Regions from separate parts of the Homo sapiens genome. Here region 2 is linked to region 1. The links are chromatin loops, found by intact Hi-C in ENCODE. Cell type or tissue: lower leg skin. All regions are shown on one strand. Links, peaks and the distances in the headings refer to the core of each region. The heading gives the core; the rest is flanking DNA. Region 1 overlaps CNTLN (centlein). Region 2 holds the start of CNTLN (centlein).

What was found. Peaks named below come from ENCODE experiments on the same cell type or tissue, not always from the same donor. Only the 100,000 strongest peaks of a DNase experiment are listed, where the experiment ranks them.
Region 2: a loop joins it to region 1, with 3 times the contacts of the local background. A loop is called at or near these places in 6 of 110 quality-filtered maps.

What each region holds. Positions count from the first base shown.
Region 1 is chr9:17,461,886-17,467,274 of GRCh38, reverse strand. It overlaps CNTLN (centlein), which reads right to left. Exons shown (of 26, transcript NM_017738.4): 20 at 4,262-4,359; 21 at 2,652-2,778; 22 at 1,157-1,294; 23 at 384-569. Among named protein-coding and RNA genes, the nearest start is that of SH3GL2, 110 kb to the left of the region's middle. In lower leg skin, for the core only: no CTCF peak of the experiment used is centred there; no DNase peak of the experiment used is centred there.
Region 2 is chr9:17,132,743-17,138,131 of GRCh38, reverse strand. CNTLN (centlein) reads right to left here and starts at 3,092. Exons shown (of 26, transcript NM_017738.4): 1 at 2,707-3,092. The coding sequence starts at 3,066. RefSeq lists an enhancer at 2,248-2,811. In lower leg skin, for the core only: no CTCF peak of the experiment used is centred there; DNase peaks (open chromatin) are centred at 2,503, 2,731 and 3,171; H3K4me3 peaks cover 554 bases.

The DNA.
Region 1 (5,389 bases), core at 211-5,210:
GATTCAGATGTCTCTTAGCATCACTGAACACTGAGCAAGTTTCTGGTTGTTCCTGCTTGAACGATTTTCAAAAGGAGAGTAGGGTGGGAACAGCTTAATTCTTTCAACTTAAAACCTGTCCAGATGACTTGACTACTACAATTTCATAACTAAATTGACATTAAGAAAGAAATATTAATAAGATGGTAGAAAATTTTAAATTCAAACTATAAAAATAAATTCTTTATGGAGGAATTATTAGCAATGTGATAAATAGGGTAGAAGAAGATGCTTTCTGTGTTAGGAAAGCAGAAAGAAACTTTATTCCCCAAATCATCTCAAGTAGGCTACTGCCTATCTGCCTAAAGTAAAGTACAAGTTAGTAAACGACAAGTAATTCAAACCTTCACAAATGTGGTGAACTCTTCTACTTTTTCATTGGCTAACAGCAATGTCTTCTGTGCACCTTCTAGGACCTGTTCACTTTGCAATGCTAATTCTTGAAGCTGCTTAGATGCTGCTGTTTCAATTTCTGCCATTGCAGATTCAGTCTCACTTATTCTTGATACTAGGAGAGTAAGCTTGAGATCCTGCAAAAGATCAGCAGTCATAAAATAAAAGATATTTTATAAACAGATTTGGAAGAGTTAGTTATACATGTCAAATAAGGAAAATATTTTATTATTCTCTCTATGTATTTATTATTTGGGTAAAATTAATGATTATTTTCATTAACTTTCAATAAAACATCCTAAGTACATATTCTCATATACTTATCATCTAAATTAGTTTATGATTTTTAAAGATTACAAATAATTAAAAGCATGGAAGCTATTTTAGACCAAAAGATCCTCCACATAACATGGAAACATTTAGTTTGAAAGTTTAAGTGGGCCTACAAAATTTAGATCTACTTGTATAAATACCAGTGTTCAATAATAGTTTTCATTTCTTAAAAACTATCAAGACAAACACAACCTGTTTTCTCTAATACAGAAATATCTTTAATGTTAAACCAATGTTTGGCGTTTCATGTAGAGATACAAATCCTCTTTGCACTTATCTGAAGTGTTTAAGTAGCTTGTGGTTTTGGGAAGGAAAAAGCAACAATGTTAAAAATGAAACAAACACGATTATATTCCATCTGTAATCTAAAATGCCCTTTTTAAAAGCATACCTTTTTTTCTAACTCCTCTTTAGATTTCTGATACATCTGTTCATACTGTGACTTTTCTTTTACAGCAACGTTAAGTCTTTGCTTTAGTGAATCAATTGATACCTTCTTGTTGGAACATTCTTCAGTTAATGTCTTTACCTACATTAAAAGCATAAAGGTAATTATTATTGTTGAAGGCATTCTAGTAATATACTGTGTTTGTTCCAACAGAAACTAAATGAGTGAATGAGTCTACTTCCATTTATTTTCTCATAACGCTATCAAATTCAAGTATTATACTTACAGAACTCATATTATGAATGAAAGTAACAATCCTTAAATCAGTAACAAAAACTAAAATTGCACACAAACTAAATGAATACTGGTATGTTTATTCTTGCACCCAATAACACAATATTAATGTTCACTACATATCCATTAATTACTAATCTAAACTTCCTAAGGCAGGAGATGATTGTTTTGACTCTGAAACAAGCCAAGTTAAAGGTAACTTTCCATTGTATTCTCTAAAATAACTATTACATACCTTTTTTTGGATGAAATAAAACAATAGGATATTTTATATATATATATAGCTTATTTATAAGATTATAATATGTGTATGTAACTCAAAGCATAACAGAAAAAATAGTTTTTCAGTTTAATGCCACTAAAGATATATGTTATTTATATAAAGATTCCAAGGCTATGTATGAAATTATTATTGAAGTTAAAAAATAGCAAAATTGAAAGGATAACATTGAAAAAGCCTATAGGAAGTGATTTTAACTTGCACAGATGTGTGGAAGAGAAGAGAAAGAAAATCCATATGGATTTGTCATGCTCATGTAAAAGTTTCTTTCTTAAATCAATTTGACCTAAGAGATACTTAAATTTTCATTTTCAACAAGGAAAGTAAAGGAGATGTTCTCTCAGGTGTGGATAACATTTAGTGAATGCCAAAGCACAGGGTGCTTTATGAGTTGTGAAAAAAGCACCTTCAAAAAAAAAAAAACAAAAAAAACCCTTCTACTTTGGGTCATATATTACGTAACTACTTTAACTACAACTCCCTTTGCATGTACAACTCCATTCCCATGTAAAATTCATTAAGGGTATCCAAGAAGAAAGTACATTTTTAAAGAACTTCTGATAGTTATAGGTAATCAAGTTTTCACTAAGAAATATAAGCTTGATTCTATCATAAATTACAGTTTTAAATAAAATACTGAATAAAATGTAATTATGTATCCTAGAAATATTGAGGATTTTTAATCTTCTCATGGGATATTTATAAATAGAAACAGAATGTGTGGCCATATTATGTATGAGGTTTTAGAGAATTGAATTTTAAAATAAATAATGTACTTTCAGAGCAAAGAGTGTTACTTTGTAACAGTAAATACATATCCTATCAATATTTTCTATACATTTATTAGGATTAAATGTTTGTGGTAAGAGAGTAATTACAACAGGAAGTGATATTTTTAGTGTCAGTAAAGATAAAAATTGATACCTTTTTATCAAGATTTTGTAACATTTCACTAAAACTCTTGTTACTTTCCAAATTTACTTTCTGTCGAAATTTCAAGTCCTCTATCAAATGTCTTTTCATAGTTATATCCCTCTCCATTCGAGATATCCTTGAAAAAAAAAAAGGTGACATCAAGAGTGACAGAAAATACCTTAACAGTGGTGATATCTTACATTTTATCCAATATTATACCTACTGTTACTTTTTAAATGCTACGTGATATTGACACTGTAAATCAGTAAAATGAATTGCACTGCATAAGATATTGTTCTTTTAATATTTTGAACACTTGTAAAATCTATAGTTGTGACTTGGTAATTATATAATTACATATATGTATTAAAACAAAATATATAAGAAATGAGAAAAATTAATAACACTTATGAAAACTTAGAACTATTTCATTTAAATTACATTTTTACATTGCTGTGAAAAATCAAAGTGATATATGAAGATAATCAAAAGCATAAAAATGATAAGAAAAAAATCTTATACTTCAATAAACAAATGCAAACTCTTGTAATGAAACTAAATTAGCCATAATATCTTCTAATTTAATATAATTTGAGATTCAATCCACACAGCTGTTTAGCATAAGTTGATGAACTATTAAGTATAAAATGGTAGATGCTGTGAGAACCACTGCTACTGCTGCTGCTGCTGCTGCTACTACTAAAACAAGAATGACAATAGCTAACATGTATCGAAGGCTTACAATGTTCCAGTCACTGTTATAAGTGCTTTACATGTATTAACTCATTTATTCCTCGTAAGAACCTAATTTAATATTATTAAATTTAGGCATAGGCCTAGTAGGTAGGGAAGCCAGGATTCAAAGAGTGTTAATCTAGAGCCCTGTTAAACAATAAGCAAGACTTACTCTTAATTGATAAATAAACTTCAAAATATTATCAGTTAAAAAATTAACCAAGCTTTTTGTCTAATGCTTTTATCTATTCATATCACTTTTAAGTGCTCTTCACTTATAATGAGGTCTACAGGTGTGTTTGTGAGATACATATATCTCAAATGTATCAGTGACAACTGGAATTCTATCTAAACATCTTACTATTTCTAAGCAATAGTGTAGCTTTGAAAGATACAGAAAGAAAATAATTTTGATTCAGTGGGATAGAGCATTTAAAATCTTTGTACTGATAAACACAAGAGTACAAACTTCCATAACCTCCAGTTATTTTAAACACAAACAAAACTTTCCTTTTTTTACCTTAGCTTTATAAGCTTAGGCATTAAATCCAATACAAATACTAATCATATATTTGGGGGGCCAAATAACCACCACGTTGTAAAGTTTTTCATTCATTGTCTCGAAGCCATTAATTTGTATTTATTCAAAATTAAATATGTTTAATAACGGAAATTTAACTTCATCATTATCTAATTTAAAAAAGTAAATAGCTTGCCATTAATCATGCTATACATAGTATTCCTTAAACTTTCATCTTAGGTAGGTTTAAATATGAACTAGGGAAGGAAAACGTAAACATTAGCAGTTTCTTGGAGCACGTTTAATAGAGCTGGTTGCCACTAGGTGGCACCAAATACAATGGATAGAAATACAAAAACCATACTTTTCATGCATTTCCTTTATGTGTTCTTCTTTTGCTAGGAGTTCAAATTTCAAAGTCTTCACATTTGATGACTGTTTAGTGAGTTCATTAGTAGCATTCTAGATTAAAAATAGAAATAAATTTAAATATACCTTACAACCTTGGTCTAAGGCAGCATAAAAATAAGTGCCATTCTAAAGAAGAATACCTCTACAATAATTATGGTAAACAATAATTAAAATGAATATTTTAATATTTTAAATGCTTTATTTTATATGCTGTAATAGAAATAATAATACTAAAACTTTTATATAACATGCCAAACTATAGAGGAACACAATCATTTAAGAATTGCAAAGAGTATGTATCCAAAATACATTTACAGGAAATATGAGTTGTCCTGGTATAATGTAAATATGTGAATAATTAAGAATTTTAATGATTTAAGAAGATCACTTAAAACAAATACTGGATTTACTAACATCTTAGACGAAATATGGTCACAAATGCTTTGCTGCTCATCAAGCAGGGGAATCCATTTCCTAACCCACTGAACGTAGTCTGGCTTGTGACTTGCTTTGTCGAAAAGAATGCAGCAGAAATGAATTGTGTAAATTTCAGTTCCCAGGCCTTAAAGCTTTGTGGCTTCTCTCTTTCCCTTCTTGGAATGCTGCTCCAGGATCACCTTGCTAGGAATACAGTTGATGTATCATGTGGAAGTGTACCAAGGTACTCCAGCTGACAGGTAGTAGACCAATTGTCCGATCTATGAGTGAGGCTATTTTGTATCTTCCAACTAGGGAAATCTTTGGTTTGAAAAAATCCAGGGATATGAGGTAGCCCAGAAGAGACCAGCAAAAGAACTTCCCAGTCAACCCACAAAATCTTAAGAAATAATAAACTGTTGTTTTAAGCCACGATGTTTCGGGATAGTTTGTTAGAGAATAATGGTAACTGATAGAAAACCTCATGAATACTCAATCCTTCTTTACTTGAAGTTATTAATAATGCTACTTATTACATTATTTGTAAATAATTATTAGTTTTTCAAAGCAAAACATGTTTGTTCTGTGGTATTTGTTGTCAGTAGAGCCTAGGAACCAGAGGTGGTAACTAGAGTGTTAGAACACCTTTCAATTTTGACTCTAG
Region 2 (5,389 bases), core at 135-5,134, 330 kb after region 1:
GGTTCTAAATTAGTGAAATAGGGCATTAAATGCCATGGATGCAAAATTACCCTTTGGAACACCCTTGAAAAATTCCTTAGGAAAAAGCTACATTTGGAAGCTTACCTACTACCCTCAGTAAGTCCAATACAGATAGCTTTTCTTCCCTCATTGAAATTAATCACTTTTTCTTCATATAAGCATTATTTATAGTTCAGTTGCTAATCAGGGGGCCATATTTTTTTAAAGTTTAATTAGATAATACAATCACTTAGAGTGGGATGAGATGCTGATATTAAGAGAAACATTTGATTGCTTTCTATTACATGCTTATTCTGAGGCATTCCAATGATGTAGAATGGTATGGGGAATTACTCAAACTTCACCAAGCACACATCACTGAATTCCCATAAGTTGAATGTGAAAGCAAAACAAATTAAATGAAGCTACTACTTATGACCATGGACTAATTAGCAGTGTTCTTTTTCCTAAACTGTATGTTTCAAGCCTTGTTGGGTTCTGAAATTAATTTAGATCTGGACAGCATTTTTTAAAGGAATAGAACTGAAAAAATATCAGCCCACACAGTATTAGGGCATGTATTCTTTCTGAAAATATATGTTTGTATATGTGTGTACTTACTAGATTGAGATACAAAATTTTACTTCGAGTTGTAATTTTCAGCAGTTTTAATGCTATGTATTCTTGGGTACTGTGATCTCTAGCTGAATAAATAAGCGGGAGAGTATACTTTAAAAGATATAAAAGTGAATATTTAATCACCTAAATGCTTTTTACAAAACAATTGGGAGTTCAATTACTATTTTTCCCCAAGATTCCCGAAGAGCAGGAGTCTGATTTGACTAAGATTTTTATGGTGCGGGATACTGCCTACAATTATATAAGAGTATTAATATTACAAAATCTAAGAGATCATCATTCTAGACTATTATGACCATCTCTGTATTCTTACATTTGCCAAGAGTATGTCAATCATTTTCCTAGTCTATATATGTCCGAGGTCACAAAAGCCAACACCATGTTTGGAGCCACATTTTTAAAGAATGTAAGTATTTGTGGGAAGAGGTTCATCAGGCTGTTTCCAATAGACTGACTTCCTTAACCAAGTCGGTCATAAAAAAGTATCTTAGCTCTTTAGCCAGCTAAAGGCCTAACTATGTGGGGAGGCAGAAGTGGGAGGAAAGAGTGCGGAAAATATGCCAAAGAGTGTCTTAGATTAGGACTCAGAGTATCAAAGGCCTTTATCATGGGTTCACATCTTAAAACTCCCCAAAGGGTGAGGTCTGCAGATGACAAATGCTTCAATTCATTGTTGTCATTTATTTATCCCTTTGCTCCTTATCCAACGAAGAACAGAAAAATGGTAAAACGAAAAGAGGGCACCATATTAAATGTCCCAACCTTGTTTAACCAAAGGCACATTCAATTTGAAGATGGTCCCATTTTTACACCCTTCACTCAGTCAGCAAGGACCTATAAAATGGGCAAAAGAATCCAACAGAACAAACTATGAGAGAATGAATTTCTGTAATCCCAGCACTTTGGAAGGCCAAGGCTGGCGGACCACGAGGTCAGGAGATCGAGACTGTCCTGGCTAACACGGTGAAACCCCATCTCTACTAAAAATACAAAAAATTAGCCAGGCGTGGTGGCGGACACCTGTAGTCCCAGCTATTCGGGAGGCTGAGGCTGGAGAATGGCGTGAACCCGGGAGGCGGAGCTTGCAGTGAGCTGAGACTGCACCACTGCACTCCAGCCTGGGCGACAGAGAATGAATTTCATGAACTGTTTTATTAAACTGATGATACTGTTCACAAAGTTACTTTGATGTTCAGCAGCTCCTAATTGGTTTCTAAGTTGAAGACAGAGTGACTTAAAGATCTACTGTTCAGTGAGTTTCCCACATCCAATCTCCCAACCCTATCTAAAGGTTCTGGTAAAATCAAAAGAGATGATGGTAAGGATGCAAAACTAAAGGAAAATTCAATCTCTTTGAACATGAGTATAGTCAAGTCCATCCTTACAAAAACTCTACAAACAGGAAAGTAATTTTAATGCAATTGATTTAGCAAATGTTTTTCACTGGCAAGATCACATGAAAATGTGATTTCTCACTCAAGGACCGCGGAATTACCATAGCTGGTTAATAAACAAGTACCAAGCATCATCTATTGTTAAGTTCCCGGCTCTGAGACTTTCTAAACGTTACTCGTCTGTGTTTACAACTTAAGTTTGACTGGGTAAAAACAAAGCCAAGTGTGGGTTTGAAATTTTAAAAACAGGCTCCTTCATCGATGGATTTTACTCTAACCGAAGTGTTTACACTTTCCTGTTCATTTCAACTAGTGGACTGCATGTCACTCCTGGGCCCCCGGCAGGTATCAGCTACCGTCACCACCAAGAACTTGGGCTTGGGGGGGAAGCGGAGAGGATGCGACTGCGAGTATCCAAGTGACCAAAACCAAACCCGGGCGCGGAGGCGAAGCCTGTCTGGCCGCAGTTCGGAAAGGGGCAGGGGCCCGGGTTTGGGGAGCCGGGCGCAGCCGCGTCCCTCCAGCCCCCGGCCGCGAGCGAAGCAGGGTGTGCATCTGCCAGGGAGCGTCGCTGGGCGGGGTAGGTCCCAAGGCAGAGGGAGAAAGGCGCGCCTCCCCACGGGTCCCGGCCCCGCTGTGGTGGGGAAAGGGGGACTGCGAGACTCCTCGATACCTGACACAGGGCCAACTCCTCCTTTAGGCTGCTCAGCTCTTCCTCCAGCAGCTGCGTCCGGGTCACCATCGCCTCCTCTACCGAGATGCCCTCTAGCCGTCTGGACCCCATGGGCGCGCTGAGGAGGGGAGCATGAGCCGGAGCTGCCCCCCCAGGCCCTCGCCGGCCCCCTGACCCTTCTTCACCCACCCAGATTTTATCACTTTCGTCCGCGACCACCTCCCGCGCTGCGCCGGCAAAACCCGAGGCCTCGCTGCGCATTGCGTGTACTTCAGCTCCCCGCCCAACACGTGGGGACCTGGGGCCCAGCTGTCGCGCTGGGGGCGAAGGGTGCGGTGAGGGAGGCGAACGCGCCGCCATGGCTGCGGCTGCTAACGGGTCAAGTTCCCTGTTGGAAACTCCACCTCCCTTTCCCCAACCCGGCGAGCCCGGAACGCCGAACCGCGCATGCGCGAGGCTTTTCCCGCCTTGGCCCGCGGTGTCCCGTGTTCTCTGGTCCTGGCCGGCTTCCCGCGGGCAATGCGCCCAGCGCGAGCCTTGGGGTACGCACGCGCCGTGGCCCGAAAGGGTAAGGCCGGTCCGCCGGGCAGGCCATCCCAGCGTCCTGTGCCTGAGTCCTTGGCCAGGATCGCCTGGATTTCCCGCCCACCTAAAGCCCTGCCTGCCACTTACATCCCACCTCTTAAAGCCTTCCTTGACAAGCCCCCAGCCCCAAATGATCCTTAACTGTGAAATCCCTCTCCTTCAAGGCCCCTGCCAACTCGTGTGACACGTTTCATTGACCGCCCTGGAGTGTCAGTTACACGGCTAATCTCCCCAGCCCTGTTGTAAGCTCCTTGAGGATCAAGGAATACGTTTTACACTTAAGTGTTTTCTTCACACCCCTTGGCAAAACTGCTTTAGTACAGCTGACATCCAGCTGACTAATGTCAAGGAGATGTGGAAAGCCTTGTGCTGATCTGGGACTATCAAGCAGGTTTCCAACTTGAATGATGATCCTTTGTACACCCTTTGTCTTTTGTTTTGCAGGAGTCATGATTTCCTTTGAGTTTTTATGTCAGCTTCTTTATGCGTTGGCTGGATATCAGAGGAAGTGTAGCCCACATTGCTGAACAGTTTGGGTCCTTGGAGCAGTTTGAAATCAGTAATTTGGAGCGTGGATGAAGAAACAAGACCTACTTTATCTTTTGTTCTCTTTTTTTTCTTTTTCTTCTGGCTTTCTTTATAAACTTCAAATAGGTAGTAATCGTATCTTTCTTTGCCCTTCAAATACTTTGTTACTATTGATAAGATTAATGAGATGCATATTGAGCTGGCACCAGAACATCCCTGAAAGTTAGAACTGCCCTCTTCTTCAGAAAGGGTTCCAGAATACTTGGGGAAAGCTGAGATGGGGGTTGAGAGCAGAAGTAGAGAGATGACCACTTTACTGTTAACTTCATTTAACCAAAATATCACCATCTCTGCATGAGAATCTAGTCAGGATGCCAAAAGACACCCTCCCAATTAGAATCCTGCCAAGGCAACCAAGATAAGTGGACTTCTTTCAAACTGAAGGTGAATTCCTCACAAAAACTTATTAAAGAGTACATTAGAAAAAGTATGTTTATAAGCCTGTCTTAGAACTAGCTAACCTACTGAACATTTACCATATGCTGAGTCCAGTGCTAAGCACTTTTCATATATGAACTCACTTAATACATATGTCACCTTCAATTAGATTATTATATATCTCCATTTTTACTAGTGAGGAAACAGACTTGCAAGGTTACTGTAACTTCTCTGAAGTGCCATGTCTGGTATCAGAAAAGCTAGGCTTTGAATTCACTGAATTCCACTTAACTCTGAAAACCTGTACTTTGATCGCTACCCTGTCTCCACACCTGTGACTTGAAATACAACATTTGGTCTTGATAGTCTGTGAGATTTCACTAGACTTAAGACTGGGAAGTCTAACCACATAAGTTACGTGTTTGGCCCCAAATCAGTATTAATGCACATTTTTAATTGCTGTATGTCATTCACTCAAAAGGACATCATTTCACCTGATCATAAAAAGATCCTTTTGAAAAGCAGTGGTATAAATATGTATATGTGACCTCCCAAAAGGATAATATCCTGACTCTTTGACTAGGCATTTTTTTAAATTTTGTCTTTATTGGAGCAAAATACACAAAATACACAACATAAAATTTACCATCGTAGGCATTTTAAATGGCTACAAATAGGCCAGGCGTGGTAGCTCACGACTGCAATCCCAGCACTTTGGGAGGCCGAGGCTGGTGGATCACTTGAGACCAGGAGTTCGAGACCAGCCTGGACAACATAGTGAAACCCCGTCTCTGCTAAAAATACAAAAATTAGCTGGGAGTGGTGGTGCATTCCCGTAATCCCAGCTACTAGAGAGGCCACGGCAGGAGAATCATTGGAACACGGGAGGCAGAGGTTGCAAACAGCCAAGATCATACCACTGCACTCCAGCCTGGGTGATAAAGCAAGACTGTCTCAAAAAATAAATAAATAAATAAAATGGCTACAAATAAAAAACAATTCAGCAGCATTAACTACATTCACCATGTTAGGCAACCACCACCACTATCTGGTTCCAGAATATTTTCATCACCGGAGGCGGAAACCACATACCCACATTAGTCTCTCCACATTCTCACTGCCCCCGAGCCCC